Regions from separate parts of the Homo sapiens genome. Here region 1 is linked to region 2. Evidence: read pairs that join two places in POLR2A ChIA-PET (ENCODE). Cell type or tissue: OCI-LY7. All regions are shown on one strand.

Region 1 (8,000 bases), 190 kb before region 2:
ATGCTTTCTGGCCATTTGTCTATCTTCTCTGCAGAAATGTATATTTCAAGCCTTTGCCCATTCTTTTTTACTAGGATTATTTCTCTTCTGTTGTTAAATCATAATAATTATTTATACATTCTGGATATTGGATCTGATTTGCAAATATTTTCTGCCATTCTGTGGGTTGTCTTTTCACTTTCTTGATGATGTCGTTTGAAACACAAATGTTTTTATTTTTGATGAAGTCCACCTTACCTATTTTTTCTTTTGTTGCTAAACCATTGCCTAGCCTATGGTTATAAAATATTTAGACCTGTGTTTCCTTCTAAGAGTTTTATAGTTTTAGCTCTTACACTTTGGTCTCAGATCTATTTTGAGCTTTTTAAAAAATTATTTTGCATTTGGATATCCAATTATCCTACCACCATTTGTTGCAAATAATAATTTTTGTAATTTTAGTAGAGATGGGGTTTCACCATGTTGGCCAGGCTGGTCTTGAACTCCTGACCTCAAGTGATCCACCCACTTAGGTCTCCCAAAGTGCTGGGATTACAGACGTGAGATACCGCGCCCAGCCTGATCTTTTAAAATTTCTTGCAGCAAAGTTTTATAGTTTTCCATGTACAAGTCTTGTACTTCTTTTGTTAAGTTTATTGGTAAATATTTTTCTGGTGCTATTGTAAATGGAATTGTTTTTAAATTTCTTTTTCGAATTGTTTGTTGCTAATGTATACAAATATAATTAATTTTTGTGTATTGATCTTGTACCTTACAACCTTGCCAAACTCATTTTATGTACATACTTTGTGTGTGTGTGTGTGGATTCCTTAGGATTTTTTATATACAAGATCATGTCATCTGCAAATATAGTTTTACTTCTTCCTTTTCAAACTGGATGCCTTTCATTTCCTTTTCTTGCCTACTTGCCCTGGCAAGACTCGCCTATACAATTTGGTTAGAAGTAGCAAAAGTGGGCATCCTTGTCTTGTTCCTGATCTTTGAGAAAGCCTTCAGTCTTTTGCCATCAAGTTTGTTAGCTGTGAGTTTTTTGTAGATGCCCTTTGTCAAGCTAAGGAAGTTCTTTCTCTTCCTAGTTTGTTGAATGTTTTTATCATTAATGGATATTGGAACTTGTCAAGTACTTTGTCTGCTTCTAATGAAATGACCATGTGATGTCTTTCTTTACTCTGTTAATTTGGTGTATTACACTGATTGAGTTTTGTGTGTTGGACCGACCTTGCATTCTGTGATTAATCCCACTTGGTCCAGTTATATAATCCTTCTTATATGTTTCTGGATTTGGTTTACCAGTATTTTGTTAAGGATTTTTGTGTCTGTATTCATAAGGAGTATTGATCTATAGTTTTCTTATGATATCTTTATCTGATTTGGTCTCAAGGTAATATTAGTGTCATAGAATGAGTTCGGAAGTTCTCTCTTCTAATTTTTGGAATAGTCTGTCAAGGATTGGTGTCAATTCCTTAAATGACTGGTAGATTTTAACAACGAGACTATCTGGTCCTGGCCTCCTCTGTATGCTATTTTTTTATTATTATTACTAATTCAGGATCTTTACTTGTAGGTCTGTTCAGATTTCCTATTTCTTCTTATGTCAGTTTTGGTAGTTTGTGTCTAAGAAATTGTCCATTTTGTCTAGATTATCTAATATGTTGACATACAGTTGTCCGTAGTATTCCCTTATAATCCTTGTTTCTGTAATGTCAATACTACTGTCCCCTCTTTCATTCCCGATTTTAGTAATTTGAATCTTCTCCCTTTTCTACTGATCAGTCTAGCTAAATGTCAGTATTGTTAATCTTGTCAAAGAGCCAACTTTGGATTTTATTGATTTTTCTCAGTAGTTGTTTTTGCTTTTTAATTTATTTCTGATCTAATCTTTATTATTTCCTTCCTCCTAGGGCTTTCTACTTATATACATGTATGTTGGTTGCCCTTGATGAAGCCAACTGTGAAATCATGGAATTATAATATGCTAGCTAGGAGAGTGATCTAGGCCAGTGCTTCTCAAACTTTAATGCACATACAGATTGCTTGGGGATCTAGTTAAAGTGCAAAACCTGATTCAGTGGTAGTGTTGAAGTCTACAGCTTCCCTTGTCTAAAAGCTTTCCTGGTTATGCCAGTGTTGATGTTCTGAGACCAGAGAGTAGAAAGGATCTAGTTCATTTGGTATCAATCATTTGTGGGATTTTCCAAACAGAACATGTCATTTCTCTGGTTCCAGGTATATTAATATGTCTCTCCCTTTGAGAATCAGTGCTGCTATATGTCATTATGACTATTATGAATGTGCATGGTTTCCAAGGGAAAAAACTGAACAAGCCCAACCCTCTCATTTTACTGATGAGGAAATTGAAGCTTCAAAGGGGTGAGATTTCTTGCCTGAAGTCATATAATAGGTTAATTGGCTCCATGGATGAGTATATTAATCCTTTCTGATGACAAGTCCTAACTCAGTGAAGTTCATCATTGATTATACTGTTACCAAGAAAAGGTAGCAATGAGGACAAGTAAATTTATGGTTAATTTTTTTTTTTTTTTCGAGATGGAGTTTTGCTGTTGTCGCCCAGGCTGGATGGAGTGCAATGGCACAATCTTGGCTCACTGCAGTTTCTGCCTGCCGGGTTCAAGTGATTCTCCTGCCTCAGCCTCCTGAGTAGCTGGGATTACAGGTGCCTGGCACCACACCCAGCTAACTTTTGTACTTTTAGTAGAGATGGGGCTTCCCCATGTTGGCCAGGCTGGTCTCGAACTCCTGACCTCAGGTAATCCACCTGCCTCGGCCTCCCAAAGTGCTGGGATTACAGGTGTGAGCCACCAAGCCTGGCTGGTTAATTTTTTTGACTAACCCCTTTAACAGATTTCAATCCAGAGAAAATGTTACTTAAGTAAATTTTCTTATTATTGAGTAGAAATATGATACCTGAGACGCCATTAAGAATAGATAGATATAGTTATGGATATAGATATATAGATATTCTAAGGGTCCTAAGACTCTATTATAATTTTTTTTTTTTTTTGTAAATGAGGATAGAATAAAAGTTCATGATTGTCTCATACAAATAAGTGTCATCAGGCTAACTAAATGGTGTTTTATTACAAGGTCTTTTTCAGTACTTTCACTTCTTTCTTTCACAATTAAGGACTCATTTTCTGTCCAGTTTTATACGCTAAGGTCTTTTTAGTACTTTCACTTCTTTCTTTCACAATCAAGGACTCATTTTCTGTCCAGTTTTATACTCTAAGAACAATTATTGCAAAAGTTCAAAATAGATTTATTTAAAATTATTGTTCTTCAGTCATTCCCAACATAGAGTAAGCTTTTCTTTCTATATGTTTCTGTTAGTTTGTTGTTTTTAATCTCATATTAAAGCTTTTTTTTTTTTCTTTTTTTCTTGAGACGGGGGTATCACTCTATCTCCCAGGCTGGAATGCAGTGGTGTGATCTTGGCTCACTGCAACCTCCGCTTCCCGGGTTGAAGCGATTCTCCTGCCTCAGTCTCCCTAGTAGCTGGGATTACAGGCGCCTGCCACCATGCCCAGCTAATTTTTGTATTTTTAGTAAAGACGAGGTTTCACTGTGTTGGCTAGGCTGGTCTCAAACTTTTGACCTCAGATGATCCTCCCTGAGCCACCGCGTGAGCCACCAGCGTGAGCCACTGCGCCCAGCCAAAAGCTTTTACACATCTTTGAAAAGTCTTCTGTGTGATAACCATTTTGTTTCTTATATAAGATAAAAGCTTTAATCTGTTAGATAATAAGAAAATTCTGAAGAATAACTATGATTGTGCTACATATTAATATCAATTATTCTCTGCCAAGAATTGCATATAACATACTTAATACTAATATTAAATATATCTTTCTTTTCCTTCAATTATTTAGAAAACATTTCAAGATTTTGCTGTATGAACATTAGTCATTGCATTATAAGAAGATAAAATGGCACCTTGGTGACATGATTTGTTTTCAGAACAATATGACTCACTGTCACTGTTAGCTATATGACTTCAGATCACTTTTATCATCACTATTAACTAAATGAGCTACATGACTCTGTAAAGTTTATTAAAATACCCTTATATGGAAATTAGCAGTCTTGAAGAGATACAGTGAAGAATCACATGCTTTTTGAAAGAACATTGAGGTCGGGTACGGTGGCTCATGCCTGTAATCCCAGCACTTTGGGACACTGAGGCGGGCGGATCACGAGGTCAGGAGATCAAGACCATCCTGGCTAACACAGTGAAACTCCGTATCTACTAAAAATACAAAAAGTTAGCCGGGCGTGGCAGCAGGTGCCTGTAGTCCCAGCTACTCAGGAGGCTGAGGCAGGAGAATGGCGTGAACCTGGGAGGCGGAACTTGCAGTGAGCTGAGATCACGCCTCTGCACTCCATCCCGGGTGACAGAGCGAGATTCTGTCTCGAAAAAAAAAAAAAGGAAAAAAAGAACATTGATTTGAGAACCAGTCAACATAATGTATTATTTTAACTATAGTCACTTCCACATGATTTCTTTAGTCCAGTGCTCTTGCTGTATTCCCCACCAATGTGATCTGCACCATCGTCCATCTAATCGCCAAAACTACAAATAGGGAAGTTACTCTCCATTCTCCTTGACTATGTCCAGATAGTCAAGCTATGAAATGCTAACGTTCTACCCCAGAATGTCTCTCCATGCTGACTCCCTCTTCTCCATACAGCCCCACTGCTCTAGTTCTACCCTTTATTATTTATTTTCCTCTGCCATTGCAGTAGACCCTTACTTGCCCCTCAGCTTTGAGTTCATGCACCCTTCCAATCATCTTCCAAAAGGATGCAAGAATGGCTTCTCTAAAATTCAAATTTGTGACATCACATCCCACGTTAAAGTCTTCACTGACTTTAAGGTGAAATCTGTACTCCTTAAACAAGGTCCTTAGCAGTCTGCCCTTGTCTCTTTCTCTTGTCTCATCTCTAATACTTAAACCCCTGGCATTTTTTCAGTGTTGTTTTTCTTCTGTGTATGTTATGTTCTTCCATACTTCTGTACCTTTACCTAAGCTATTCCTTCCATCCTGTTCCCTTCACATCTCTACTGCTACCCCTTCCTTACGTGACTCCTTTCTTTTTATCCTTTAAGATTGAACTCAAAAGTCTCATCCTCTGAGGATTTATAGAAACACACGGGGCCCCTAAAATTGAAGGAAAAATAGGGAGCCAGGTCAGATACCTTTCTCCTATGCATATTCCCCTGGTATCCTGTATATACCATTGTTGGAGTTCTTACTGCAGTGTAGTTGCAGTACTTCTCAGTCTTCTCCACAGAAGTGCACCCAATGTCAGAGGAAATTGTATTATGCTTACAGCCTGCCTGAAACCCTAAATTAATGACATCAATTATCTTAGTTTTAAGAAATGTAGAAAACTAACATTTCCATAGAATAGGTTTATGTCATTTAACAAAAAAAAAATTTTTTTAATTAGCTGGGCATGGCGACCCATGCCTGTAATCTCATTACTTTGGGAGGCTGAGGTGAGAGGATCACTTGATCTTAGGAGTTTGGGACCAGCTGGGCAACATAGGGAGACCCTGTCTCTACAAAAAATAAAAAAAAAATTAGCCGGGCATGGTTGCACACACCTGTTTATTATCCCAGGTACTCAGGAGGCTGAGATGGGAGAATCACTTGAGCCTGGGAGATTGGGACTACAGTGAGTTGTGATCGTGCCACTGCACTCCAGCCTGGGTGATAGAGCAAGATCCTGCCTCAAAAATCAAAACAAAACAAATGGAACATTTAAAATTATTTGTTCTGGGCCGGGCGCGGTGGTTCATGCCTGTAATCCCAGCACTTTGGGAGGCCGAGGCAGGTGGATCACCTGAGGTCAGGAGTTTGAGACCAGCCTGACCAATATGGTGAGACCCTGTCTCTACTAAAAATACAAAACTAGCCGCACGTGGTGGCACATGCCTGTAATCCCAGATACTTGGGAGGCTGAGACAGGAAAATCACTTGAACCCAGGAAGACGAGGTTGCAGTGAGCCAAGATCGCGCCATTGCACTCCAGCCTGGGCAACAAGAGTGAAACTCCATCTGAAAAATTAAAAAATTAAAATAAAATAAAATATTTGTCCTGGAATAAAATTGATCTTTGTTAAATATGATTATGTTTATCCTGAAATTTCAGGTGTTTGCTGTACACTGCCCTATTTGTTCTCTATAAGTTTGTATTAACCAACTGCGATAAATAGTAAGCACTTTGATGGCAGGGACTAAGTCTATTATTACCTCTGTATTTCTAGCATTAAAACAATATCTAACACATAGTAGATGTTCAATATGTATTGAAAAAAATAATTGCATGAAAGTTCTCTATTGGAATGATAGTGTTAAATGCCAGTGTTGTGAACATTTTAAAATTTTAAATCATTTTTCTCATAGGAAAAGCTTGACTGATGATATCATGAAAGTCATGCATGTTTTAAAATGGCTTTCTGGCTTATACAATATAACAGAATCTTTTTTTACTTTATATAGTTAAAAGTACAAAATACACAGAAAAGAATCCTATATTATAAGTATTCAGCTCAGTACAATGTTACACACACAACATGCTTGCATAATAAACACCCATACCAACAAACAGAAATTCACCTGCCCTCAGAAGCCCCTCCATACTCTGTCAGGTCATTGCAGCCCTTTTTAACAGGATAGGTTAGTTTTGCAAAATCATTTTACACTTGAATAGTATTTAAGACAAGTAATGTTGAATAGAAAATATTCTGTGACAAATCAGGTTAATGATTTAATATTCATTATTAGCAGCCAACATTATTTGTAGGCCAGGTGTAGTGGCTTATACCTTTAATCCCAGCACTTCGGGAGGCCAACATGGGAGGATGGCTTGAGGCCAGGAGTTCAAGACCAGTTTGAGCAACATAGCAAGACTAAATAGCCATACTTTTGTATACTATTCAGCACAAAAATGTTAATAATAAGAATTAAATAATACTCATTTTAGCTTTTGTGTTCATTTACAATGAGCAATATATTCTTTTTAAAATTTTTGATGTGTAATAATTATACATATTTAGGGATACAGACTGACATTTTGGCTCATGTATACAATGTAATGATCAAATCAGGGTAATTAGCATATCTCTTGCCTCAAACACTTATTTATTAATTTTGGGAATATTCAAAATCCTCTCTTCTAGCTATTTGAAAATATAAAAAAAAAAAAATTATTGCCAGGCGTGGTGGCTCACACCTGTAATCCCAGCACTTGTGGGAGGCCGAGGCAGGTAGATCACGAGGTCAGGAGATCAAGACCATCCTGGTTAACACAGTGGAACCCCATCTCTACTAAAAATACAAAAAATTAGCCCAGCGTGGTGTGGGTGCCTGTAGTCCCAGCTACTCGGGAGGCCGAGGCAGGAGAATGACATGAACCCGGGAGGCGGAGCTTGCAGTGAGCCGAGATCGTGCCACTGCACTCCAGCCTGGGCGACAGCAAGACTCTGTCTCAAAAAAAAAAAAGAAAATTATTGACTATAGTCACCATACAATGCTACAGAACACTAGAACTTACTCATCTTATCTAGTTGTAGCTTTGCATCTGTTAACCAACCTCTCCCTATCTTCCCCTCCTCCATACTCTTTTCATTTTCTAATAATCACAATTCTACTCTCTACTTCTATGAGCTCAACTTTTTTAGCTTCCACATATGAGTGAGAACATGTGGTATTTATCTTTCTGTCCCAGACTTATTTCACTTAACATAATGTCCTTTAGGCTCATCCATGTTGCCATGAATCATAGGATTTCATTCTTTTTATGGCTGAATTTGTGTGTGTGTGTGTATGTGTGTGTGTGTGTGTGTGTGTGTGTGTATACCACATTTCTTTATTCATGTTGATGACACTTAGGTTGATTTCATATCTTGGTTATTGTGAATAGTGCTGAATTAAACATGGGAATGCAGCTATCTCTTTGTTATATCGATTTCCTTT
Region 2 (8,000 bases):
GGTGCAGTAGTTCACACCTGTAATCTCACACCCGTAATCACAGGCCAAGGTGGGCGGATCACCTGAGGTCAGGAGTTCAAGACCAGCCTGGCCAACGTGGCAAAACCCCATCTCTACTAAAAATACAAAATTATCCAGGCATGGTGGCGCACACCTGCAATCCCAGCTACTCAAGAGGCTGAGGCTGGGAGGATCTCTTGAATGTGGTGAAACGGGAAAGGTTCCCTTGTCCCCCTTAAAGGGTGTGCGGTCGGGGGTGTGGCTCGCTTCTTTGGTGTCCTGCTGCTCAAACCTCTACAGGGAGTGTGCAGTGCTGAAGCCCCAGTGGGCGTGTGTTACCCGGTGCTCTTTTAGTTTACCCATCAGCTCATTGAGACCTCTTGCCTAACAAGGACAGAGAGTTTTTTGTATCCCGGAGTTCTTGCCTTGGTGTACAGAAGAATTGGATCACAGGTGGACTTGGAGAAAGAATGCAAGGTTTTATTGAGCGGAAGTAGCTCTCAGAAGATGGAGGAGCCAGGGGGAGATGATTTTCCCCTGGAGTCTGGCCACTGTGTGGCCCAGTGTCTCCTCCGACTGCCCTAGCCCGTCTCTGCATCTTTCCGTTGGTTTATGGCCTGCCCAGTGCCAGCATCTGTTGGTTTGCTGTCCTGCCGGTGTGCTCCACTCGATGTCCTCTTGACCTCCAGCCGCTTTTGTCTTCTTCCGCTGATGTGTTCCTCTCCACGTCCAGCCGCTTGTGTCTCTCCTGTTAGGGTCTCGGGGGTTTTTATAGGCACAGGATGGGGCCATGGTGGGCCAGGGTGGTCTTGAGAAATGCAGCATTTGGGCATAAAGGCAGGAGTGCCTGTCCTCACCTAGGTCCATGGGCACAGGCCCAGCCCTCTCCAGAGACCCACCTTCCTCTGTCTACCCAGCACTTTTCTGCCTCCCTTCTATACCACTAGGAGGTGGAGGTTGCAGTGAGCTAAGATCGCACCACTGCACTCTAGCCTGGGTGAGAGCAGAGCGAGACCCCATGTCAGAAAACAACACAAACCACCAAATTTGAACTGCAAGGAATATCTGTTATGTGTTTTCCTAGCTTCCCACAGTGCTTAACATGGTGGTGACTTGCCCGTATTAGGTATCCTAGAGGATTAAAGATGAATCTCTGTCCATGTATCAACATTGTTATCAGTTAAATGTCTCTAAAATCTGATTCCGAATGGATGAACAATTTTCCTTTCGTTTTTGTTTTCAGGTTAATAATAAAAATAATATTAGGGCATTAATTTTTTTTTTTTTTTTTGAGACAGAGTTTCGCTCTGGTTGCCCAGACTGGAGTGCAATGGCGCAATCTCAGCTCACAGCAACCTCCACCTCCCAGGTTCAAGCAATTCTCCTGCCTCAGCCTCCCGAGTAGCTGGGATTACAGGCATGCACCACCACGCCCGGCTAATTTTGTATTTTTAGTAGAGACAGGGTTTCTCCATGTTGAGGCTGGTATCGAACTCCTGACCTCAGGTGATCCGCCCGCCTCGGCCTCTCAAAGTGCTGGGATTACAGGCGTGAGCCACCACGCCCGGCCCGGCATTAAATATTAATTGGTCTTTTAATGTATCTCAGCTTTGAATTTAGGATTTGATTAACCAAATTTAACTGTAGTATTTTGTCTTACTATGACTGCAGAAGTAGACAACTCTTGCCACATGTACATTGTCTGATTTTCTCTTTATTTGTATCTGGCTATCATATCTCTCTTGGCTACTTTGGCTCTTTTTTTTTTTTTTTCTTTTCTATGCCATACACACACAGTAGTAGTGGCTGTTTCTTAACAGGTTGATTTGAATTTCCAGGTGCCCCTTTAGACATGAAATATGTTCTCAGTACTATACTCTAATTTCTGCTTACTTCTTTGTCACTTTTATCTGCTGCAACTTAAGAAATTTGTTTTATTTTATTTATTTATTTTTTTGAGACGGAGTCTCGCTCTGTTGCCCAGGCTGGAGTGCAATGTGGTGATCTCGGCTCACTGAAAGCTCCGCCTCCTGGGTTCACGCCATTCTCCTGCCTCAGCCTCCCAAGTAGCTGGGACTATAGGTGCCCGTTACCACGCCCGCCTAATTTTTTGTATTTTTGGTAGAGACGGGGTTTCACTGTGTTGGCCAGGATGGTCTCGATCTCCTGACCTTGTGATCCGCCCGTCTCGGCCTCCCAAAGTGCTGGGATTACAGGTGTGAGCTACCGTGCCCAGTCAAGAAATTTCTTCCTTCTTTCCCTTACTCTGTTCCATCCTTCCTTGTGACATTTCTCTTTGGTATCTTTCTTTTCAGAGAAACTTTGGTATCTTTCTTTTCAGAGAAAATTAACATTCGAACATTCAAATGCTAATTTAATCTTTTAAAGTAAAGCTAATTACTGAGATCACATGCTTGGTATTTTTAATTTTATCATTATGGTAAAACTGGACCGAGATACTTCAATATCTGTCAGAAGAACAGATGATTTGATGGTAACCCTGTATAAGAATTTTGTTTCTAAATTTCTTAAACCTCTTGATTAGAATGTTTTAATAGTTGTGAAAGGCTTTAGTAAGTTTTATAATTTAATATTATTATCAATCTTAGCTAATATTTCAGATTATTCAGATTATGCATCAGAAGTATGCTTTGGCAACTCTCATTTAAATCCTCAATGTCTTTGACCTTAATTACACATTGGTTAAAATTGACCTCCAAACCAGGAATGATTCTTATTTTATTAAAAACGAAAAATCCTAAGAAGCAAACACTCAAATCAGCTGCATTTGAAGTTAGATTTATAGGAGAAAATAGTTTATAACTTTTGTGTACATATTACCAATATCTTCTAGTGGTAATATTAAAGTGGTCTATTAAAGTGGAATTGCCATTTAATATTCTAGTGGTCTATTAAATATTTAATATTTAATATTTAATATTCTAGTGGTCTATTAAAGTGGAATTGCCATTTAATAAGTAAAGTTATTTCCTAGTACACTTTATCAGTTTTTATAGGCATTAGCATGGATTTCTTTATTTTTTTAAGAATGAATTTAATGCATTGAATTTCTCATAAATGCCATGGTTTTGAACTTTAACATAAATTATTTTATAAATATGATTAAAGCTTTCTGCTAGTCACTGTTTAATAGAAAAAGAATAAACCTAAACTGTAGTTTTTAATTGAAATAAAACTTGTACCTATCCTGAATGTATGTGTGTTTTATCTAAAAGATATGTCTATAGGATTAGAAATTAAATGTGAAGCTCATAGACATTTAAAGAGAAACTGATGTTTTTATGATAACCTCAGGGAAAAGATACAGACTAGGGCAGGATTTCTGTATCTGGGTTTATGAACAGGTTTTAGCCCCTCCCTGAATTCCTGTATGCAAAATATTGTGTTTTTTGTCTGTAGAGAGAAGGTTCATATTGTCGGATTATGAAAGACTCAAAATAAAGAACTGGAGGCAAAGAAGTAAGCAAAGAAAAAATTATTATATGAATGTTTAAGAGCATTGTGGCAGTATTTCCCTTTAATGTAGCTCAGAAATATATCTCAGTGGGTTCGGGGAGTTCATTGCTAAGTTATTTTTATTTTATCGAGATATGATTTACAAAACATGAAGTGCTCAGAACTTAAGTGTATAGTTAAAAGAGTGTATGCTTTTTGTAAACCACACTGCTTTTAAAACCTGAAACATTTCTGTCACCCTAGAAAGTACTTTACCTTTTAAAAATAAAACCATAGGGTCATTTCTGATGGTTTTTTTGACATAATATTGTATAAGCATACATTCTCATTTCACATAGTTCTAGAGATTCCATTAGCTAAATGGGGTGGTTCAGCTTTTATGGAAGAGGAACAAGTAGTTTACTAGTTCTGCTTTTTGCACTTGGTGCTAGTTTTGCCCATTGAACAGCACAGCTGTTATAACTGTGATGATCTTTGAGGTGAGCAAAGAACTGGGATGACATCCAGTATCTCAACACCTGGATCTTTAGCAAGATTAGCTCACATCATTTCTTATAGTTAATCATGTTTTCCACTTACCCCACAATGATGAATAATCATCTGACATAAAATAGTGAAAGAGCTTTGATAAACTTTTCTAAAGACAGTAGTTCAAGGTATAGTAACTTTTTAAAAAAAATCAACAATCATTGATCATTTACTGCATTAGAAGGTAGCTTCTGAAAAAATACCCAAGTGAATAAGACATATGGGACCTGCTTCTAAATTGTCCATGGTAATAGAAGAGACAGGAGTTAACGCACACTTCTCATAGCTTGGTAAATATAGTAGTAGAAGACTATACGTGTACCTAAATGGGTTTATATATTGGTAAATTAGAGAATCAGTTATATCAAGCTATAACTTCTGATTTTCCTTCTGTAAGTAGCATTAATAAGCCTTCAAGTGGGTAGAGATCTAGATTTTTGGAGAAAATCTTTTTCAATCAAAATAAAAAAAAACAAAACATTTCCCTTTTTGAGAAAATGAAAAAATATATAAATACAAAATTTGATGTCAAAATGAATATTTAGAATGAAAAAACACAGATCACAATTTTAATAACACAAGGTTAGTTAACATCACAAACTATAGAAAAATAACATTTTTATGGCAACTGCTAGATATCTGTAATACTTTTTTTTTTTGAGACGGAGTCTTGCTCTGTCACCTAGTTGCAATCTTGGCTCATTTCAACCTCCACCTTTCAGGTTCAAGTGATTCTCCTGCCCTAGCCTCCTGAGTAGCTAGGATTATAGGCACATGCCACCATGCCCGGCTAATTTTTGTATTTTTAGTGAAGACTGGGTTTCACCATGCTGGCCAGGCTGGTCTCAAACTCCTGACCTCAGGTGATCCTCGCGCCTTGGCCTCCCAAAGTGCTGGGTTTATAGGCGTGAGCCGCTGCACCCGGCCTCTAATACTTTTTTATTTAGATTTTTTTGACTGTATACTTTTTGACCACTTCTTCATATGTCAACAGTGTACTTTTTTCTCTACCATGACTGATCAAATTGTGTTTATTATTGATAGTTTAGAAAAGTTTGAGATTGACAACTCGTTTTATTGGTAGTGTCTGTAATATTTTAAGATTGTTGTCAAATTTGGGGCAGCTCCTTCTGTTAGGCTGTTCTTGCATTGCTATAAGGAAATACCTGAGACTGGGTAATTTATAAGAAAAGAGGTTTAATTGGCTCAGGTTCTGCAGGCTGTACAGGAAGCATCGTGGCATCAGCTTCTGGGGAGGCCTCAGGAAGCTTACAATCATGGCAGAAGGCAAAAGGGAGAGCAGGTACGTCACATGGCAAAAGTAGGAGCAAGACAGTATGAGACAGAGGAAGTAGAGAGGAGAGAGAGAAAGGGGGAGAGTAGGGGATGAGATGCCACAGACTTTTAAATGACCAGATCTCGAGAACTCATTCACTATCACATAGACATCACCAAGCCATGAAGGACCCACCCCCATGATCCAAACACCTACCAGCATTGGGGATTACAATTCAACATGAGATTTGGGTGGGGACAAATATCCAAACTGTCTCACCCTTGGTTTTATATGAATTGCAGTGTTTTTACATACTTCTGTGCCAATACCATATGGAGCTCATATCTAGATGTCCCTGGTCCTCTGCCTTAGTGTTAATGATACCAGATAAGGCAGTGCATTGGGTGGTAGGAATATTCCTGGATGTCATTCTTGTACCCAGACTAGCAATTATCTAGTCATACATAGATGTGATTGCACACTACATATATCCTATGAAACCTAAGTATATATAAATACCCAACTCAGCTTCCCCTTAGTTCAGTGCCCAGAATATCAGATTACCGAAGGAGGAAGTATGATGGAGAGGGAGTCAGAAACAGAAGTTAGAAGTCAGAACAGAAGTCTTTAACCAATTGTAGTTGGATTGCTTTCGTGATTTTTGTTAGGGCCCTTTCCAAGGCCCTGAATTTTAAACTGTCATGGTAAATTCTATAGCCTCGTACTGTAATTTTGTGCTTGGATTTTGTTTGTTCAGTTGTGCTACTGAAATGTTAGTTAAAATACAAGATGCATATTATTCTGCATGCATACTCTGTACTATGCTACTTGAACCTATCATGATTAGGCCTATTTGTATAAGCTGAAGATATAAATTTTGACAAATGTCTAAAGTATTTGCTGTACTTTCAAATTTTTGTCTTGGAATTCTTTGTCAGTTAGCTCAACAAATACTGAAGCTCTATTCTGACCTAGGCCTTGTGATAGGTTCTGGAGATGCAGTGATGCCTTAGAAACATTTCTTATTTTTGAGAAACTCATGGTGCTGTGTAAAATAAACAATGATAGTATCCTGTCTGAACACAGAGAAGGCATCCTTAACCCGTCTTAGGATATCAGGGAAGCTTCCTGAGGAAAATTACCCCTGCACTGATTATCTAGGGATGACTAGACATTATTTGGTGAATAAAGAAAGTGCAGTTAAAATTGTATGAGATAAGGAGAAGTAGGCGCTACCTGATTTTAACTTTTTGTGGTGCTTTTTTTTTTTCCTATCGGGCTGGCTTCTGTATTATAAGAGTTTAATTTCAAAGCATTAAGACTACACAACTTCTGTGTCACTGATTGCATTGAATGTCTTTTGCAGGCAAATGCTTTGGCTAAGCTGGTTTTTGTTTGTTCTTTTTTTTTTTTTTTTTTTTTTGGCCAAAGTTTAAGTAGGGCAGGACTATAAAGGGGCCTAATATTGAAAATGAAATTTTGGTGTTAGGACTAGGAAATATTCCTCAATGTTACTTCTCTTGCACAGTTGGAATCCTTTAGATTTGTCATAGTGAATCAAATAAAGATGACAGATTGATCCTTTTCTTTAATATTGGTAACAATGGCTCCTCGCAATAAGAATAAGATTTTTCTTCAACATCATTATTTGAGATAATAAACATTTATTACGCATTCCGTTATGTTTCAGCTTCTGTGTTAGGTATTGGGAATGCAAAGGTATCTAAGAGAAGACTCATATCCCTCGTAACCCACGATCTAGTGAAAGAGAGGGAGAGGGAAAAAGAAATATAAACAAATAAGCAGGAGGAGGTCATATTTTAAGCTGACCCTTCATGGGTTAGTATGGCAAGGGGATAAAGTCAGAAAGGGTATTTTATTTATACGCATGTAAGTGCATGTAAATATGCATATATATAGTCATTTGTTATTGAACATTTGAAAAATGCTAGTTCCTATTGTAAACCAAAAACTGACTGAGGCAGATCTCAATCAATTAGTGGTTTATTTTGCCAAGGTTGAGGATATGCTTGGGAAAAAGAAACACAAGTCACAGTAGGATCTGTGACCTGTGCTTTTTCCAAAGAGGGTTTTGGGAACTTCAATATTTAAAGGGGAAAGATGAAACAGAAGGGGAAGGAAAAAAAAGGAGGGAGGGTAGGCAGTGAGGCAAGTGGTTACATTCTTGTGAGGCTCTGATTAGCCAGCCAACTTTCTCTTAAGCCTAGTGAGTTTGGGGTTCCAAGATTATATTTTTCTTTCACATTATATTGAGCGTTTGCTCTGTGATTGCTGCCTCAAAACTAGGGTGCTTCAAATGTAATTTACTCATCTATCATAACAGTCCTTCAAAACTGGTGATGTCGTTTGCAGTTTTTTCATTTTAAACTTAGGGAAGTTCTTAGCCAGTAAGTTAGAAAGACAGGATCTGAAACTGGCCGTGAAATATCAGACAAATTACACAATTTCCCTAAGCTTAAAACTAAAAAATTGGGGATGATATCACCAGTTTTGCAGGAGTCCCTGACAAGTGAGTCGTAGACTCTGAAAAGGCAGGATCAAGACACTGGGTCTTCTTATTGTTGATTTTTGTTTTTCTTTTTAGAATCAGGGTCTCACTCTGTCACTCAGGTTGGAGTGCAGTTGCATGATCACAGCCTACTACAGCCTTGAACTCCTGGGCTCAGGTGATTCTCCCACCTCAGCCTCCTGAGTAGCT

What was found. Peaks named below come from ENCODE experiments on the same cell type or tissue, not always from the same donor. Only the 100,000 strongest peaks of a DNase experiment are listed, where the experiment ranks them.
Region 1: POLR2A ChIA-PET joins it to region 2 with 14 read pairs; 2 of 35 experiments call an interaction of 5 or more read pairs at or near these places.

What each region holds. Positions count from the first base shown.
Region 1 is chr4:70,751,522-70,759,521 of GRCh38, forward strand. All of the region lies in intron 1 of RUFY3 (RUN and FYVE domain containing 3), which reads left to right. Among named protein-coding and RNA genes, the nearest start is that of RUFY3, 34 kb to the left of the region's middle. In OCI-LY7, no CTCF peak of the experiment used is centred here; DNase peaks (open chromatin) are centred at 3,150, 3,660, 4,340 and 4,890; H3K4me3 peaks cover 2,213 bases; H3K27ac peaks cover 3,733 bases.
Region 2 is chr4:70,939,403-70,947,402 of GRCh38, forward strand. All of the region lies in intron 1 of MOB1B (MOB kinase activator 1B), which reads left to right. Among named protein-coding and RNA genes, the nearest start is that of MOB1B, 41 kb to the left of the region's middle. In OCI-LY7, CTCF peaks have their summits at 938 and 1,140; DNase peaks (open chromatin) are centred at 3,899 and 5,829; H3K4me3 peaks cover 1,337 bases; H3K27ac peaks cover 1,484 bases.